Regions from separate parts of the Mus musculus genome. Here all the other regions are linked to region 3. The links are chromatin loops, found by intact Hi-C in ENCODE. Cell type or tissue: heart. All regions are shown on one strand. Links, peaks and the distances in the headings refer to the core of each region. The heading gives the core; the rest is flanking DNA.

The links. Hi-C counts contacts between places; a loop is a spot of excess contacts. Peaks named below come from ENCODE experiments on the same cell type or tissue, not always from the same donor. Only the 100,000 strongest peaks of a DNase experiment are listed, where the experiment ranks them.
Region 1: it touches region 3 in a loop (2.0-fold over the local background); 4 of 42 quality-filtered maps call a loop at or near these places.
Region 2: it touches region 3 in a loop (2.8-fold over the local background); 4 of 42 quality-filtered maps call a loop at or near these places.

What each region holds. Positions count from the first base shown.
Region 1 is chr4:105,400,847-105,407,115 of GRCm38, reverse strand. No RefSeq gene overlaps it. Among named protein-coding and RNA genes, the nearest start is that of Gm40217, 85 kb to the right of the region's middle. In heart, for the core only: no CTCF peak of the experiment used is centred there; DNase peaks (open chromatin) are centred at 3,215, 3,745 and 4,895; H3K27ac peaks cover 224 bases.
Region 2 is chr4:105,393,397-105,399,665 of GRCm38, reverse strand. No RefSeq gene overlaps it. Among named protein-coding and RNA genes, the nearest start is that of Gm40217, 77 kb to the right of the region's middle. In heart, for the core only: no CTCF peak of the experiment used is centred there; a DNase peak (open chromatin) is centred at 2,015.
Region 3 is chr4:105,325,150-105,331,418 of GRCm38, reverse strand. No RefSeq gene overlaps it. Among named protein-coding and RNA genes, the nearest start is that of Gm40217, 9.1 kb to the right of the region's middle. In heart, for the core only: a CTCF peak has its summit at 2,408; DNase peaks (open chromatin) are centred at 2,428 and 4,218.

The DNA.
Region 1 (6,269 bases), core at 1,173-6,172, 75 kb before region 3:
TTCCAAATATTTAGAAAGGCTTAATCTTGCAAATTAGCTAGCTGTCCTCTGGCCACATGGTGGCCACTTGTGTGGGAGGGAAGCGGGCCCATTTCAGGACAGACCCTTCTCTGTTTCTTGAAAAAACACAATAAAACACCCTTCCCCTTTCATCCACATCTGGCGGCTGCAGAAACAGTGACCCGTGGAATTCACATTTTCATAGTTGACTGTGGCAGGCCAGCGTCCAGAGGTTGTTCTTGCTGCACTCATGAAAGCCTGTCAGGGTGAGCGGGCTTCTGACGGAGTGCTTATTGAAAAAACATACAGGGACTTCAGTTTCCCCAAATTAGAGAGGGCGCTTATGATAAGAATCCCTTTCATTGATTTCTCCTCCTCGGCTTCCCTGCTGTCCGGTGGTGTAATTAATGGCCCTGACTTTCCAATTTGTGAAGAACGTTCTAGGGAAAATTCCCTAAGGTTAAATAGATCAGGAGATCCTAACTCTCAAATGTCCAGAGTTACGAAGAAATCACATTGTACCCTATTTGGGCCACCGGTGCTAACTGAGCTGACAAAGGACTTTTCTTTGTTACCATTTTAGGCTGAAGATTTCTCACTGTGCCCTATTCGTAATACAAGCTGTGGGCTGACTGTGTGATCATCCTCCTAGAACACATAACAATGGCCCAAGCAGGTAAAAGGCACCTTCGAAGAGTATCAAATTGGGGCCAGATGGGTCCCGTGATAAAACATGGGTCATCAGTTCAAATCAGACATAGCAAAAAGGTCATGAGACAAGAAGGAGACAAGACAGAACATTGAGAATGATACAGTGGATCCTGGAAGGGACACTTAGGGAAATAATGTCATGGATGCACTAAGATCTCAGAGAAAAAAGTGGAAGGCCAAGAAGGTACTAGCAAAAAAAAAAAAAAAAAAGAGGAGTGTGCTACAATGGGCCCAAGTAAAGCCCCAAGCAAATGCCTGGAAGCAGAGATCTCTAGATGGGATGAGATAAGAGGGCACAAAGAGGCTGAGAGGCAGAAAGGAGGCTTTGTGCCAGGTGAGGAGTCGGCCTAGTCTCTCTTCAAAAGCAAGATGCATCCCAGTGTTGAGTCTGGGGCTGGATGACCTGCCTGTTTTGTAAAGTCTCCAGAGGAATGAGGCTCTCAGAGCACAAGAGGTCAGGCTGAGATGACGGAGCCAGGCATTCTTCATGTCCACAAGCTACGTGAGGACACAGAGAATGTTTTATTTGCCCCTTTAAATCCAAGTCCTCCAGACAGCACCCATTATGGAGCTTGATAAGGCATTTGTTGAATGAATTAGTAAGACATCTGCTGAATGCGTTGATGACTCAACAAACCAATTTCCACCAATTTTATATGAACTCGGGCTAAAATTAGTGTTGAACACAGTTTCTGATAGACATCCACTCTGTGCTTGCCTCTTCGGTAAACATGCAAACAGATAAAGGTGATTCCAAACCCACTTTTAGTTTGCCAACCACTAGTCATCTGAAGCACTTTCCTCAGTCCAGTGAGGCACTGACAGGCAAGCTTGAGGACCAACCATATCCAAGACTTATCCAGAAAGGAAGAAGAAGAAGAAGAAAACAGATTGTCACTTCCTCTACATAGTAGGGCAAGTCTATTGATAAACTCAGCACATGTGTCCCACCCTGGTGGAAGGCATGAGCTGTGTCTCATGCCCCTAGTGTCTCACTTAGTCAATGATTGGCCAATGACTAAAGTCACAGCATACATTCAAAGAAAATGGGTTTTGGAAGAAAATTCTATGGACAATTTATGTAAGAACTTAAGTGACTTTTAGCATCCACTGTTCAGGGCAGCATCTTTTGTTTTGCTTTTTATTAACCTACCTTTGACCTAAGGAAGAATGGCTTGCCAGCGTCCTGAGATTGAGAACATAGCAAGCCTGCATTCATTTTGCTCTTACTTTATTTATTTGGTGCTAATAGGGTTAAGAAAATGACTTTTACAATTTCAAAAAAAAATACAGGGTCAATCCTATCTAGCTAAGGATGAGTTATGAGCTACATATCTGACTTATTAGATGTTAAATGGTTCAATTAGTATGATTGTACAGAAAACTCACCCCCACACCGCTGGACTGAACTAAGTTGTAGATACATTAAAACTGTAAGTTTTGAGCTTTGGGTCTTTGTTTCATCGTCTCTTCTAGACTGTCATTGCCAAAAACTATGCAATTTGTGGTTGCAGATTTTCACATCACCACTGTATTTAGGTAATCTGACTTACCCTCTTTATGTGCCTCAAGATGAACTTCTCATAATTTCAATCATATGGAGAATTCATACATCAAATCCATTTACTGCCTCATCCTCATCCCGTTCTATTAATCATAGCTTTACTTTGAACCTCATTGTGAGACCATCATGTCTATAAAATACAGTTTCTCTCATCAGACAGTTCATATCTAAATTTAATAGGCCACTTTGATTATTTAGTCATGGTTTTGTTTTGGTCTTGCATTTTGTTGTTCTTGTTGTTGTTGTTTTTTGGATTGTTTGTTTGTTTGTTTGTTTGTTTTCAAAAGAGCAGTGAATAGGAAAGACTGACAGTGCAGTTTGGATCACTGGCAGTTTCCTTTTGTCATAGTGGCTCGTCTACATTCAAGCGACCGACCCTGAGGAGATTTTGTCATTTCCAATTATATCAGTGTGTCATGATGGCCATACTTACAACCAAATTAAAAATAAAGATGGCCTAAATCAGTTTTTTTTTAATCTATCTTAACAAAAAAGACTAAAGGAAGGGGAATGGACTATTGCTGGAGCAGACTGTGGTATAGGGAGAGTCCCCAGACACAAGAAGGAACACTGGAAATTTTTGTTGAGTCATGGGGGGGGGGGCGATGTGTGGAGTGTTTTGAATACTACCCACACAAGGTAAAATGGCAGCTGCCATTGCAGGACAATCCCTCTGTCTTCTACTCTTCTGTGCTTCTACTCCCTGCTCAGCAGTTTCTTGGCTCTAGGGGACCTGGGGACTAGCTGGTGGTAAGAATACTGGTGACGAAGGAGACAGAGTAGAATTGGTTTTAGAGCTATCCTGAAGAGCCAGCTTGTATATATTCTGCATCCTTTCTTAGAAGCCTGCCTCAGATTGAGGCAGAAACTGACCAAGACAAGGAAGGGACGTTGTCCAGGCATTGCCAGGTCCCAGGTTGAAATGAAGTCACAATATCCTTACGCACTTGCCTGGCTTCCTGCCGTATGCTTGCCCTAGCATCCTGAGTGTGTTACTTAACCTGTCTGAGAATCCATTTCCTCCTGTATAAAAAAAAAAAAAAACATTGGCAAGAAATCCTGAAGATAGCCTTATTCACTTAGTGTTCGTCACGGGCCAGGCATCCCAAGTACTCAAAGAAATAAGCAGATTTATTCCAGGTAAAAACCCAAGCCTGTAGGTGCCTTTTATACAGAGGACAGAAGTTACTCACTTTAGAGAAGTGAGTAACTGCAAGCAAAGACCCCCCCCATTTCTGATCCCATCACCTCCACCCTCCACCTTCATCCCCAACCCTCCACCACCACCACCTCTACCCTTCACCCCCATCCCCACCACCTCCACCACCACTCTGTACCCCACTCCCATCTGCCATGCCCCACACCACTTAATCACATGAGTTAGACAGCTGGAGTATTTAACACAGAGCCTACAGCAGCATGCAAAAGCCTGCAAAAGTCCCTGGCTAGAGGGCCGAGCACCTATCTGGCATGAATGAATATTGCTTTAGAAATGTCAGGAATGTGCCCTAAAGTTGGACCTGAGCCACCCTCCCTGGCGTGTGGGAAGTTAGGATTAAAAAATAACCAAGGCTTTAGATTACAGAGCACGAACAGCCTGGGTGCATCCATTGGCCCAGCCAACTGTCAGCCCCTTCAGGAACATGAGATCCTCTGGAGGGAAGGATTTGGGATAGCCCAAAATCTGAGAGCAAATTAGAGTTCAATACTGGTCCCCATATGCCATGTCAGGGTTTGAATGTGGCATTTTCTCCTAGGGGTCATGCACTGGGGTTTGGAGAAGTGATTGGATTTTTAAGAGTTCTGACATGTTCAAAGGATTAATCCCTCTGGATAGTCATGGTAATGTGGAGTTGTTAGGGGGTGGTGAAATGTAAGACCTGTGACTTAGAGGATGAAGGTCACTAGGAGTGGGCCATAGAAAAATATGTCTCGACTCCTGCCTCTTTCTCTTTTTCCCTCCTCCCTCTCCTTACTACGCCCCACCCCATTTCCTGTTCATCAAACAGTACAGCAATTTACTATGGCCATAATCTTCAGTCTCATCTCAGGCCCATGCACAGAACCAGCAGACTTTCTGAAACCTCTAAAAGCCATAAGCCAAAAAGAATTATCCCTCTTTTCAAATCAGTTTTTTTCCAGTTATTTGTTATGGTAACAAAAGAAAAATCTAGTATATGCTTATAATTCCAGCTCATGAGATATGAAAGTTGAAGACTCAGGCATTCAAGGCCAACTTCACATGTTTGAGTTAACTTCACAGTCTAGCCTACATGAGACACTATAGACTATAAGCTGCTACCTAAGATTCAAACCTGTATTCCACCACCACCACCATTATCACCATAACCCCACCACAACCACCACCACAACCACCAGCACCACCAGCACCAGCACCACCACCACCACCACCACCACCACCACCACCATCACCCTGCACTGTTTTGTAAAGAATCAAAAACGGGAGTTGGGCACTGCAATCATATTGAGCCCATGCACACGTGTCTTCCTTCTGTCTTCTGCCTGCCCTCTTGGATTTCTTTGGAAATAACAGTCTTCTTATTGACCTCACCAGTTTCTAGCAGTCACCACTGGCCTTTTCCTTGGAACAGAGGTCCTCTGGGGACATCTGCTTTGAATGCCCAGATAAGAGACATTTGAATGGTGTTTGTCGAGGGCTGAGAGCTCCAGACTTTCTTCTGACATTTTTAAATTCCTTTTCAGCTCAGGCCTAGAGCCCTAAAACTAACTAAAGGACCCCATCTCATTCTCCTCTCCATTCCTTCTTTACTGGTCAGACCTGGAACACCAGGGCTTTGGAAATTCCTGAGTTTGTCTGGAACCAACACTTTTCGACTCAGCGATTGGACAGCCGTTACCAAAAGGTTACTTAACTTAAAAAACTTATCTGAACTTCCATTTCCAAATCTACAAAATAAACCTGTTATTATCTCCTTCACAGGCCTCAGTGAAACAGTGTGGGGAGCCCTGGCTTGTACAATAATTATACATTGTCCACCTGTCCTCATTGGTGACAAAGGGGAGGGGGACTAAAATGTAACCTTATCTTTTTATAGCACTTGAAGCCTACAAATTACTTCTGCTTAATATCACTTTTGATTCAATTTACCTATAGGTTAGTGGTATTCCACTTCCCACATACTTATTAAAACTTGAGAATGCCTCCTACATAGGGGTATTCTAAGGATTAAGAAAATTAGTACATCCAACACTTTAGAAGAGAGTCTTGTGATTCACATCATTAGCACTCCCGAAAGCCAAATGTTCTAACAGATGTCAAAAACATAGATAAGAAAAAGACACACCTGCTTCAAGAAGGGTCTGGGCATCTTGTTAACTTAATTGGATGCAAATGAAAAGCAGGATTGAGAGGTCATTGACATGCAAAGGGTGTCAGATGGTGTATGTCAGAACAGGTCTCAAACACAAATTCTCTCACCAAGCTCAGCTCTGCAACTCAGATAATGTTGCTTTAATTCAGTACCTGTGAACATGATTACATATCTGAGATCTTTGAAATGAAATTTTTCTGGGGCTGCCACTCTCAGGTGGCGCTTGGTGGGTTCCAAGTATGGAAAATGGGAAGAAACGTGTGTGTGTGTGTGTGTGTGTGTGTGTGTGTGTGTGTGTGTGTGTGTGTAGAGATGACAAGAGGAAGAGACGGGGGGGGGGGTGAGGGGGGAGAGGCTAATTTAAGGTACCTTTTCTAGAATCTTGGTAACATTTTTTTTCTTTTTCTTGTACAGTGTGTATGTGTTTGTGCTGTATATATACTGTGCAAATGTGCATGGGTGTGTGTGTGAAGGTCATGTGTGTGGGAGTGTGTGTGAAGGTCCAAGGCTGACATCTGAAGTCTTCCTTAGTTCTCCATTTCATTCTTTCCGCTAAATAGAGTTCCCTGATAAGCTGCATGCAGCTCTGTATCTTATTCCAGGGTCTCCTGACTCCACCTTTCACGAGAGAACTAGTTATC
Region 2 (6,269 bases), core at 43-5,042, 69 kb before region 3:
TATAATGTGTGTATATATATATATACGTATGTACACACACACACATAACTGTGTGTATATATCCACAATACAACACTATTCTTCCTTCAAAGACAAAGAGACCCTGCCATGTGTCATAAAAGCCATGCCTCTCCCTCTCTGTTGTCACTCTGCCAAGCTCTAAGCTCTTGGCTGCTCAACCAGGTAGGAATCAGAACCAGTCCTCTATGTCACCCTCATTTCAGAGGCCATTATCGACCTCTGGCTCTATGGAGGACCTTACTCTTGTTTTGAAGAAATGAGAGCATGGCTTGACCCCAGGTCTTCCCCTTGAAGGAGGGATTCTAACTGCTCCTCACGCCAGAGACACAGTCTTTACAAGTCCTATTTTCAAAAAGATTTTATTGCATTTTTATTTATGTGTGTGCACTTGCCATAGTGACTCTATGTCTCTGTCTCTCTCCCCCACACCTCCTACTGTGTGTGTGTGTGTGTGTGTGTGTGTGTGTGTGTGTGTGTGTGTGTGTGTGTAGGAAAGAGGGCAACTTTTGGGAGACAGCTCTATTCTTCCACCATGTGGTTGTATATATGTGTATGCACTTGCTGTAGTCAGTCTGTGGGAGGGAGGGTGTGTATGTGTGTAGGAAAGAGAACAATGTCTGAAAGCCAGTTCTGTCCTTCCACCATTGATCTCAGGTCATCAGTTTTGGTAGCTGGCACCTCTACCCACTGAGCCATATCACCACCCTAAAAATCTCCTGTTATCTTTTTGTCTCTTGGTCAGTCTCCAATCTTTTATCTCCTGGATGTGGATATAGCACCCAAAAACTACTGAACCAATTTAAAGCCATATCTTCTTTATGGTTGTCTTGGCCAACGCTTCCTTTTAAATATCTTGTCATATAAACAAGATGAAGAATTTAAGAGTGGTCCCATTTCCCAAATGGTCCAGCACACAATGCAGAAATAATTCCTCAAATCTCTCCTCTGTGAAGGACTCTTCTGAGATCTTGTCCTATTTCATTCTTTTCCCTTCCCAGTTGGCCTCAGTGAAAGCTAACATCACTCTGTTCTGCCCTCCTGAATCCTCTGTGGTCTGATCCATGTAGGAAACATAAGGCTTACCTCGTACATAGTAGGTCCTCTTTGATTTACTTGTGGTCTGTGTATTTGAAAAACCTGTCAAATATATCTGCATCACACCACACAACTGCTCCATTGTATCTACTGCTAATCTTCCTCCAGAGCTTGCAGCATGCATTCATGCATGGAATTATGGGCATTCATGAAAGAGACCATTGCTGGAGGAAAATAAGGTATTTCTCTGCTCTTTTTAGATAACAATCTTTTCTGAACCTCTACATGCCATATGCCAAACCTGATAGCATCAGTTTTCCAAATAGCCATAAGGAATATGTATTCATTTGCCACTTTGTCAGATAAAAAAGCTGGCTTCCGAACAGGATAAGTAGACCTCAAAGACCCCAGCATCTCAATGGTGAAGTTAGACTTAAGTCCCTTTGATTCCCCGATCCATGCCGCCATTGATGGATGTAATGACAGGAGACATTGGTTACTAGGCAGGAGACATGGTTTTTATTCAGCTCTGCTGTAATTTGACTATGGCCTTAGATAATTTCCTGCTTCTCTCCGAGTCTCCTCATCTGTCCATGAAGAAATTGGCTGCAGCGAACGCTCCTGCCCTTCTGCAGAGCTCAGAGCTACTGAAAGGTGCTTATGTTAAAGCCTGCTTCACTTTGACCTGCCCAGATATTTTAATCCAGAATATCCCATGTGGTAATCAGGCCCATCATGTTATTTCCTGTCTGCACTTCTAACCTCCCTCATTTTGGATCATTTATATCAGGTTTTTAAATGTTGCTCATGTTTACTGAGGACCCAATTTAGAACCATCTGTAAATTTAATCAAAGGACAATTATTCACCACCTACCTAGGGAAATGCTATGGGCCAAGTGAAATACCAACGGCAGAGCCTGCTTCCAAATAGCTGGTCTTAAAGTGTCAGTGCTGTCCTGGAAAAGCCATGGCTCTGGGACAGGCAGACCCAGGCAGAAACCCTTATAATCACCTCTTCTGAAATTCAGATTAGCCATTTAGGAAGCAGAAATAGTCACGCCCAACCAAACTGTTGGCTGAAGTAAAATGATTTTACCCAACATATAAGGAGCCTGGCTAGCTTCTGCCTTCCTAGTGGCCACTTCCATAGGTCCTCACATAAACAGGGAACTTTGCTGCTACACTTAAAAACTATTCAAATAGCATCCAGTAGGGTTTTTTCAACAACAATCTATAATATCTTAAACTTCTTAGCACTTCCTAATGAGTATAACAAAGGAAATAAAGAAGAAAAAAGAACTTCAGGGTATCTGTCTCTAGTGAGTGCTTGGTGGGAAGTTATTTCATCTTGCTAAGCCTCTTCTTGTTTATCTGATCTAAGCCCTTTGTTTAGGGGATTAAATGAAACAACATAGGTATAGTGTCAGGTCATACATAGTAGGCACTCAATCCAATATCTAGGTCTGGATTTGAACCCACTACTTCAGTTTACTATATTAGAGACTCTTTTTGAAATGAGGTTCTGAATCTTTGAAAGAGATAATGATTCTTGCTCTTAATGTAGTAGTGAGAGTCAAGGCAGTAATTTTAGTGGAACATTCCTAACACAGAGAAGGTACTCAGATTAAGGACAAACCTATTCTCTTTTTCCGTGTTTGTGTGTGTGTGTGTGTGTGTGTGTGTGTGTGTGTGTGATCCCAAATAGGTTAGGAACAGAAAGCAGAAAATCGCCAGGACAAAACAAATGGGATGTGAACCTTCCTCTGAGGGCTCCTAAGAGTTAAAGTAAAATGGTTCTGCATAAATAAAAGCCACAAGATGATCACATTTGGTTCATATCAAAATCACTCACATCCAAAGATGCATTCCTAATGGTTGACATTCATTTCAGTTGGATGCTAATCCAATTTTTAAAAATTAATCCAAACATGACAAGAAGCTGATCTCATGTATCTTTCCAGAACATTCTACTCCCAGTTGATTTCCTGAGAAGGAAGTTGGTATCATGGCTCTCCGAAATGGAGCCAGTTTCACTCATGTCTTTTCATGCATTCGTCAGATCCTAAAGCCCTGGCATGAAGGGACCTCAGCAAACTTTCTTTTTCCTTCCCTCCAAGAGGCTGCCATATTCTATCTGTTCGTTTTGCCATTTGCCAAGTTCTTCTGTTCTATGTTGCTTTCTACTACTGTGATAAACACCCTGACCAAAAGCAGATTGGGGGAGAAAAGGTTTATTTGGCTTACACTTTCACATTACAGTTCATCTAAGGGAAACTGAGGCAGGAGCTGAAGCAGAGACCAGAGGAGTACTGTTTACTGGCTTGCTCCCATGGCTTTGCTCAGCCTGCTTTCTTCTACAACCCAGGACTACCTAAGCAGGGATGGCACCATTTAGAGTGGTCTGGACACTCCCATATCAATCATCAGTCAAGAAAGTGCCCTATAGAATTGCCTATAGGCCATCTGATTGAGGAATTTTCTCAGTTGAGGCTTCTCTTCCCAGATGACGCTAGCTTGTGTCAACTTCACAAAAAAATAAAAATAAAAATAAACATCACCACAATATCCTTTCACTGCAGCTTTTGTTCCTATTGAATCTTCAACATAATGCCTTGGCATATTATACTCATGTCTCAGATTTCCAGGATTTTGTCTTCTCTAATATATCCAAGATCTGTAGACTTCCCATCAGACCCAGAACTCAATGCTTCAACCAATCTTCTTTCATCTCAGAAAGAAATGCAAAATGCTTCACCAGGCTGGTACTCTGCATGTGTCCTGGCCCCTTCCTTTCTCCCGGCATCCTGCTTTTGTTACTGTCTTTTCTTTCTGGAAAGCTCTTATATGTCAGGCACTTCCTGAGGGCCCCTATTTGCCCTTCAAGACTGGCATAAATATAATCACCCCTTAAGTACAATGTTTCCAGGTTCTGTATCCATTCTGTTTATATCCTTCTAGAAATGTCTACCTGTATGTCTGTATGTCTGTCCTCATCATCATGCTTTAATTCCCAGAAAGCTAAAGTTGCATCATGTCCCCTTGGAGTCCCATGGTCCCTGGGTGAGCATGCATACATGCAGTTTTTGGCAGTCACTGCTTGGAGTGCCATGGTCCCTGAGTGGATGTGCATGCATGCATAGTCTTGGGTAGATTCCCATGGTCCCTGAGTAAGTATGAGTGCATGTATAGTCTGGGGTAGTCACCGTGCATCTGCTACAGGTGCAGCTCAAAGACCAGAGAACTGAGAAGTTACACAAGGAGGCAGGTGACAGTGTATAGGATACCTTTACTGGAGTCCTAAGGAGAGGCCCCCACCAACATGAATGAGCAAGTAAAAGGAAAGCAAGCTTCCAAACAGACTAGGTGCACAAAGCTCTTTTAAATTTAATAAGGTTTAGTCTAGGAACTTCAGGGTTGTAGTTTGAAGTGGCAGACAGGGCATCCTAAATTCTGGTAAGATCCTAAAACAGACTACATAAGTCTTGGATGTTGTCGTTTTCAGGAAGGAGAATTACTGCCACACAGTAGAGAGACTTACAGAGGTTCCTGAAGAGTAAAAGCAAATGGCGTTGTGAGGCACAGGTAGGGCACGGAACCACACAGGTTATTGTCTTGCCCAATTTGGTCTTGATTCCCTCACCATGGCCATCCAGAGGCTTTCCCTGGGCTGTCATCAAGCGATACTGCTTACAAACTTGCCGCCTTCTGCTGACGCCCTGCACTGAGTTCTCAGGCCCTACCTAGGCCTAACTTGCTTTTCACTCTTCAGGAATCTCTATAATTATATTATACATTATATATTTCATATATTTATAAATTAACATATAAACATATAAACTCATAATTATACATTATAAGTACACATATAATTATATAATCCCCCATTCCAATGTCTATTCACTGCAGAAACTGAGCTCACAGGTAAACTTATATGCTCCCACCATCTGTAGTAAAGGCAAACTTATCACTCAACAAGACCCATTCCTCGACACAGATCTCCCCAGTGGCTCTCCCATCTGGGGAACAGGCTTGCTGGGAAGGTCAGCCTTCTGAGTTACCAGGGAAACCCATGCCTGCTGCCTCTGCTATTGCACAAGAGTCTTTAATAACAGTAACATTTGGTCAACATTTGAGGAAAGCTGAGAAGAAAGAAATAGACACAGAATAAAAGCCAACTAAAACTTAACAAAGATTAAGAACTGAACAAAGTTTAAGAAGGAATAAAAATAAGCAAGAAAAGGAGTAGAATTTTTCAAACTATATTCAATCAGCTTCTCTAAGAAATTCAAGAAGTACTCTGAGAAACCAATAGTCAAGGGTCACTGGAAATGCAAATGACTATATTTGTCAAAAATTTTTAAAATTAATGTAAGGGACAAATAATACATGGGTCATGGGGGGGGGAATCAAGTCATTAACCTAGAAGATTAAGGAAAAAAAATGTCATGGTGTGGCAATTTGAATGAGAACACCCTCCTAAACCAGATATTTGAGTGTTCCATCTACAAGAGTTGGAACTGTTTGGGAAGGATTTAGAAGTGAGGCTTGTTGGAGAAGGTGTTTCACCAGGGGTGAGCTTCGAGGTTCAAAAGCCCACACTATTTCAAGTTAGTTCTCTCTCTCTCTCTCTCTCTCTCTCTCTCTCTCTCTCTCTCTCTTCCCCTGCTGCTGGTAGATCAGATGTAATCTCTCAGCTATTGCTGCAAACACTGTGACTGCCTGTACATTACCATGTTCCCCATCATGACTCTAACCCTCTGGAATTATGAATTTCTAAATTAAATGCTTTCATTTATAAGTTGCCTTGGACATGTGTCTTGTCATGACAATAGAAAAGTAAGTAAGAAATTTGATATGCAGAAAAAGCAGATGGAAATACTAAGTAGCTTTCATAGCACTGGATGGTACTGTGTAAGCATCTGGCAGATGGAGGAGAGACTCATCAATTGTCTTACCCGGCTTTGAACATTATGAACTACAAGCTATAACAATGACTGGTGTGGCAAGATATGTCCATGGAAGCAATAATGGCATGAATGTAACGAGATTACCAACTCCTTTCTAGTTGAACTGAAGACCTGCTCCATAGAAGCAAATACATGTTGGTACTATAAACCTCTCCAAGAACCATGTCTGGAAGCTCAAAGGTCCCAGGGATGGATAATTATTTAATTAAGTGAACATAGTGTCAAACCAACCATTGACTGTGTAT
Region 3 (6,269 bases), core at 423-5,422:
GGGTACTGCCAAAGAGACTGGAGGATGAGGAGAGGCCACAGGATGGCCATGAGGAAGTCCCTGGCTAATTCTCGATAGAACCCTTTGTCTAAGACTAAGGGCTTGCTGGTAGATTGTGTGGGCGCACGTCGTCGCTGAAGAACATGTTGCTGGTATTCTACTGGCTGTGGTTGTGACCCAGAATTCCTTCCCACACAGCCAGGGTGGAGAGCAAGGGAGCCTCCTCGTCTGAGCATTTATCCCACACAGTTGCACCCAGGCACAAAACATCCACGCCAGGTCGGTCACAGGATGTTCACACTCAGTGACAAAATCCCATCTACTGCCCAGCCCCTAGGGGTCCTCCACAGGGCATTTCCTACATGTATGCAAGAAGGGGCACACACACCTCCTCAGAGAGAGCTAGTAACTGACCGAAAGTCACATCTGGGTAACTAGATTGGGGTCCCCAGGCATACAAATTTGGTGAACCATGTGATACCCTGGAGCCACGGTTCCCTGACCTATAAAACAAGGGACTTGCATGTGGCATACATACACACGTGCAGGCTATACATACACATAAGATAATAAAAAGTAAATTAAAAGAAGCAAAGGATGTGACGCTAATTTACAAGTCCAGTTGCCTCAACAACAAATGTATAATCTACACAGACTACACAAACACGGGAGCCTGCAAACAGATCAGTTTAATGATGAGAAAAGTCTCCACTGTCCTAGGAATATATGCCACTCTCCTTTCTATTCAGTCTCCTCACACTGTCCAAAACCAGTCAGCCAATGATCAGACTTCAGCACCTTTGTTGGATTTTGCTCATTAAACAAATTCATGTGAATGCTACGAACCACTGCCTGCTCTTGGTAGGTGATTTAACCCAATGGTGGGTGTTGCATGAATCAGTCAGTAGCTAACTTGTTTTTATATCTGATAAATATTCCATTATGAGAACATACTTTGAATTGCATTGAAACACACATCACTGAGGTAACAGTTTGCATAAATTAAAATGAACAGATTTTAAACAAATGATCTGGTGAGTGTTAAGACCTTCCTTTCCTAACCAGCTTTTCTTATGTTTCACACAGTTTGGACTATAGCCCAGATTTGTCTCCAACTGGAAATTCTCCTGTCTCAGCTTCCCACATTCTAGGTTTACAGACATACCCCATCATGTCATGCTGGAACCCAGAATTACAATGTCATTCAATTTCAAAATGCTCCCAGAATCACTGACAACATCTCGTAAGTTTCTGCCTTCAGCACTCAGGGCTCAGCTAGCCATCAACCTGGATTTTTAGTTACCATAGCTTTGGCTTTCAGACCTTGACTATCTATAAACTGAATTTATCTTCTGTCTCATTTTCCTCAATAATTTTTGGTAGTTAAAAGCGTATCTATGATTTTTTTTATTCTTTCTTACTGCATGAAATTGAGAATTTATGCCATTTAGTACTGAGGTAGTGTTATGAAATAATACCGAACAGTATTTATTCTCCTGTCTATCAGTGGTGATTTATGCTGCTTCCAGTTCTGAATAGACATGGCTAATCTGTTATGAACAGATTTTGTAAAAAAAAAAAAAAAAAAAAGGAAGATGCCCAAAGGTTCTGAAGGAACACAGATGAAGCATCTCTTTCCCTCACAGGAGCTCTTGGCGAGGCAATAGCACTGAATTAGACGCAGTAGCAGCAACAAGCTCACATTAAGCCACCGGGATACCTTGGATTGGAAAGTCCCCTATTCTGAGAATGAGCTGATTCGCATACACTTGGTCTGCAACTATTCAGAAACTAAGACTCATCCTAGCCTATCAAGTGTGTGTGCCTTTGTTGAAGCAGATGCACTCCTTACTTGTCCTTTGAGAGGATGGATGGCCTTCTGCCTTCCTTTGTCCCCAACCACTTGACAGTTATTAAAGAGCTGTGTTGCTTTTAGCCACCAACTAACATTTACTGCGATGCTGAGGAAGGTCCTAGCTGCTGTCGTTCATTATGCCTCGTAGACTGGTAAGGTGTGGTTCCCAGTGTGCACACAAGGACACAGAGGGTTGGAGATGTTGGGTGACCTCCCTAAGGTCTTTGTGAAGACTGTTTTAGCTCCCAAGTCCTCACTCTGTCCATAGCCTTCAGAAGGCAACTGAACTTTCACAAATACTATGTGTCCTGCTTATCTAATGCTAATACTACTGCTGCTAGTGCTGCTGCTGCTAATACTAATACATAATAAGTTTAAAGGATGATCCTCTCTCGTCTTGCATACCCTCCTGGTCTTCCCTGCCAAAGCTCAGGCTCGGCCCACACAGCCTTCTCTGACTTCCCCTAAAGCCCGCCATCCAAGGGAAGTTCGGGCAAAGCAGGAAAGCTGGACTTTCCACTCAGCAGCAGAGGAGCCCAGGCTTGCCAAGTTCTCCCGCAGCCAGGCGCCTGGAGGCGGGCCCTGTGCACTCTATCATTGCATAAGTGTTATTGCAGCCAGTTCCTGGAATCGGAAATATGGCAAACCATTCACCTGGTGGAAAGCCCTTGCCAGGAGCAATGGTTGTTTGGTTAGCTGTGCCTTCAGAGTCCTTTCCAAGAGACTGGCCAGAGAAGAGGTTTATCTAGCAGCGCCCGTTTCTTAAGTCAAAGTTACTGTGTTTTTAATATTCTTCAGCAACCCGACATAGTTTTTTTTCTCTTCCCAATAATCTCTCCATCTTCCTCGCAGCTGGGTCAGGTTTCCCATCTCCTTCTTGTTGGCCTCCCAGGCTTCCTGCTTCCTCCAGGACCCAGGTCTAAGACAGCCCCCTCACTGCATTGGGAAGAGCTTTCCTTATGCCAAGGCCTTCCCCAGCCTCAGTCATCTTCCAGGAGGCCCACCCTGAGTGTCTCCAACAGTTCTAGCCTCTGAAGGTTGAGTGGCTACTCCTCTTTCTTAGAGTGGTCCACAATGAAACCGTTTCATTCTAATCTAAAAGGAAATGCTCTAAAACACTTATTCGGATAGGCCACCCTTTCTGAGATGGCAAGTTTCTTGAAATAATAAGGGTGGTGTTTTGTTTTGTTTTGTCTCTACATCCCCAGAGCACAGCTCACTGCCAGTCCCACAGTGGTAATTGCCCGAGACCTGATTACTGAAGTTCAATGAACTGGGCTAAGAATGTTCTGTGTCTGTGGCAGATTGCTTGCTGATGCCTTAGATTCAATCCCCAGAACTTCTGAGAAGTTCTGTGAACTGGTAGTTACTGGTTAATCGGAGCTCATGAAGATAAAGAGACAGGCAGTGTTACTAGTCTTGAGCTGATAAAATGCCAGCCAAAACAGTTCAGTCTGTGTCTGCAGCTTTATCTGAGACAGAAAAAGCACAATTTCCATTATATTTTTCTATTAAAAATTGTTCTTATAACTCTTTATTAATTCATCAGACCAGGATTTTAAATTGGGATTCATTAATTTTTTCAGCTCACTCTTCCACCAATGAGGAAGTTACTCTTCTTCTAATTGCCTCGAGACCCTCATTAGGAGACACATTCAAGGCGGTGAGGCCATAGATGGGATTCCTCACCTAATGAGCTCCCAAGACATTATTGGGAAATGAATAAAAATTACTAAATGACCAGTGGTGATTTATGCCCCATGCCATATATTTATATCTAGTCAGGATTTTGCTGGTAGCCTTTTCAGCACTTTATTTCTCAGGAATTCAAATCTATAGTCTGACATTTTCTAACTCTATGCTATATAGAACCTCACCTAAATTATCAAAATTCCATGGTTTTATATTTTCACAGATAAACTGCAAAACATATATATATACATATATACATATATATATATATATATATATATATATATATATACACACATGTATATATATATATGTATATATATACATGTGTGTATGTGTGTTTCACATGTTGACTGATACATTTGAAAAGCACACACACACACAAGCCTATAAAATTGCTAACATAACTTTAATCTGTCTCTCCTACAATATTAGTTACTTAGTTGGAGAAATGGTGTCCTATACATTCTTGTCTTCCTCTCCCCAGGTGATAGTTTCAAGGTGACCAGATGAACAGCAAATAGCTTTAGGCAAGAATTGTCAAAAATTCCTGTGTGTGTGTATTGGTACCACCGGCCTCTAGCAAGAATTAAGGCAAGACCAGGAATGTCCATGGCTCCGATTCAGGCCTGTGTCCCTGAAGTGGAAAAAGCATTGCCAGACAAAAGCAGCAGCTGCTCCTCTCTCCCCAGGACCACCCAGGAGGGCGTTTCCCTCATCCCTTTACTAAACTGGACTTTCTTGGCTGTCTCACAGGCTCAGAACCTGATTTTGTGATCCCTAGAGTTGACCAAGGCAAGCAATGTTGCCTATGCACTATTATATACTGAGAATAAGAACCTACCTCATCAGAGACATGAAGTTCTCATGTTGGCTCAGCCAGCACAGCATCTCTGTGTGGCTGCTTGGCTTGGGATATCATGTTGCATTCTAAAGACCCCCAATTGAGGAAGTATCAGCATGAAGGGAGTTCAGTGAATAAAGCCTATCCAAGAACCTAAGCAAGAGAGCTTGTGGACCAGGCGTAGTGACACTTGCCTGTAATCCCAGAACCTGAGAGAATAGAAATAGAAGTGTGAGTTTGATTCCAACTTGAGCTGCTTAGTAAGACTCTGTCCCCCGAAAAAACAAAAACCCAGAAAGCTAGCTTTATGTGATCCCTACTATGCAGCATGCACGGGGACAAGAATGTTCCTGTTCCTCTGCACCTCTGTTGTCCCTACTTCTTAAAGAGCAAGCATAAAATCCACAGTTAGGAACTGGGCCTAAAAACAAGCTCAGTGGTGAGAAACCCTTCATTCCTTCTCAAATCTGTCCTCATCTATTAAATGGGAATAAAACTTTAGTAAAAACCACAGAGAGTAGTGGCACGGGTCAGACTGAGTTCCGATGTTCTCTAACTCATACACCATGTCTGTCATCATTTTTGTTATTCTTTTTTTGTTTTGTTTTGGTTTTTGTTTTAAAGATTTATTTATTCATTCATTCATTCTTTCTTTCTTTTATTTATTTATTTATTTATTTATTTATTTATTACATGGAAAGTACACTGTAGCTGTCTTCAGACACTCCAGAAGACGGCTTCAGATCTTGTTACGATGGTTGTGAGCCACCATGTGGTTGCTGGGATTTGAACTCAGGACCTTCAGAAGAGCAGTGAGTGCTCTTACTTACTGAGCCATCTCACCAGCCCTCATTTTTGTTATTCTTATATAAGGTCTGCGAATAAGAAAGACAATGTGTCTTTCATTAAAGCAGTTTGTAATTGACGCAAACAAACCAAAAAAAAAAAAAAAAAGCCACCCTTCAAATATGATGCAGGATTTAACACAACCACTACTTGGCTGTCATCTCTTCCAGAACATTCTTGTCTCCTCTGCGTCTGAAGCACTGGTCCCACACTCCCCTAAAAGCCCTGTCTGAAGAAGCTTCCAATTGGATGGATTTCCTAAAAGGGGAAAGATCCGGCTGGTCTTGCTCCATCTAGCTGGAAGCTCCTGTGATGTGAGAACTCCACCCAGAAGCTCGACAGGCCTTCTGGGTACCAGAAGGAGGTCACTTGAGGTTGGAGGGGTTCGACTGGTGAGTAGTTGCAGACTCTGGACTGATTGTAGACACAAGGAGCTAAGCAGCCCACCCCTTGATTGAGAATGAACAGCGGGAACAGCTTTGGCAAATAGATCAATTTACTAGAGGGTCATCCATCCACAAGTGGCTCAAATGTGGCCCAAAGAACTGAGAAGGCCTGGCAAACCTCCCACTCCTGTCCATCACGTGGGGGCATGCTGTGGGAACCAAAGCAGATATTGCCAGTTAGTCTTATCATGCCTTAGACTTGCTGATGCTTCTGAACCCGTTGCTCCAACAACACAGACCTCCTGACTTGGTTATCACACCCAGACCATTTTCTATCCATTTATGCTCAATTGTTGCCAGTTAAGTGTTTGGGCAGATGAAAAGGAACACAGGTCTTATATATAAAAGCATAGCATTGAGCATGACATAAAAAGAAAGTCGTATCTCATTGACGTCATGTGGATAGATGGATGGCTGTGTGACTTTGTGAATTAGCAGACGGAAGCCTGTGGTTTTTCCTTCCTAAGAGTTGTGCCAGTTGACTCCCTCATTCGGTTCTCGGATGAACCCAAATGCATGGTGTCTAAAGTTGGCAAAAAACCTAAGGGATCGAAGTGAATTTCAGATATTTTCGGTCACATTCCCA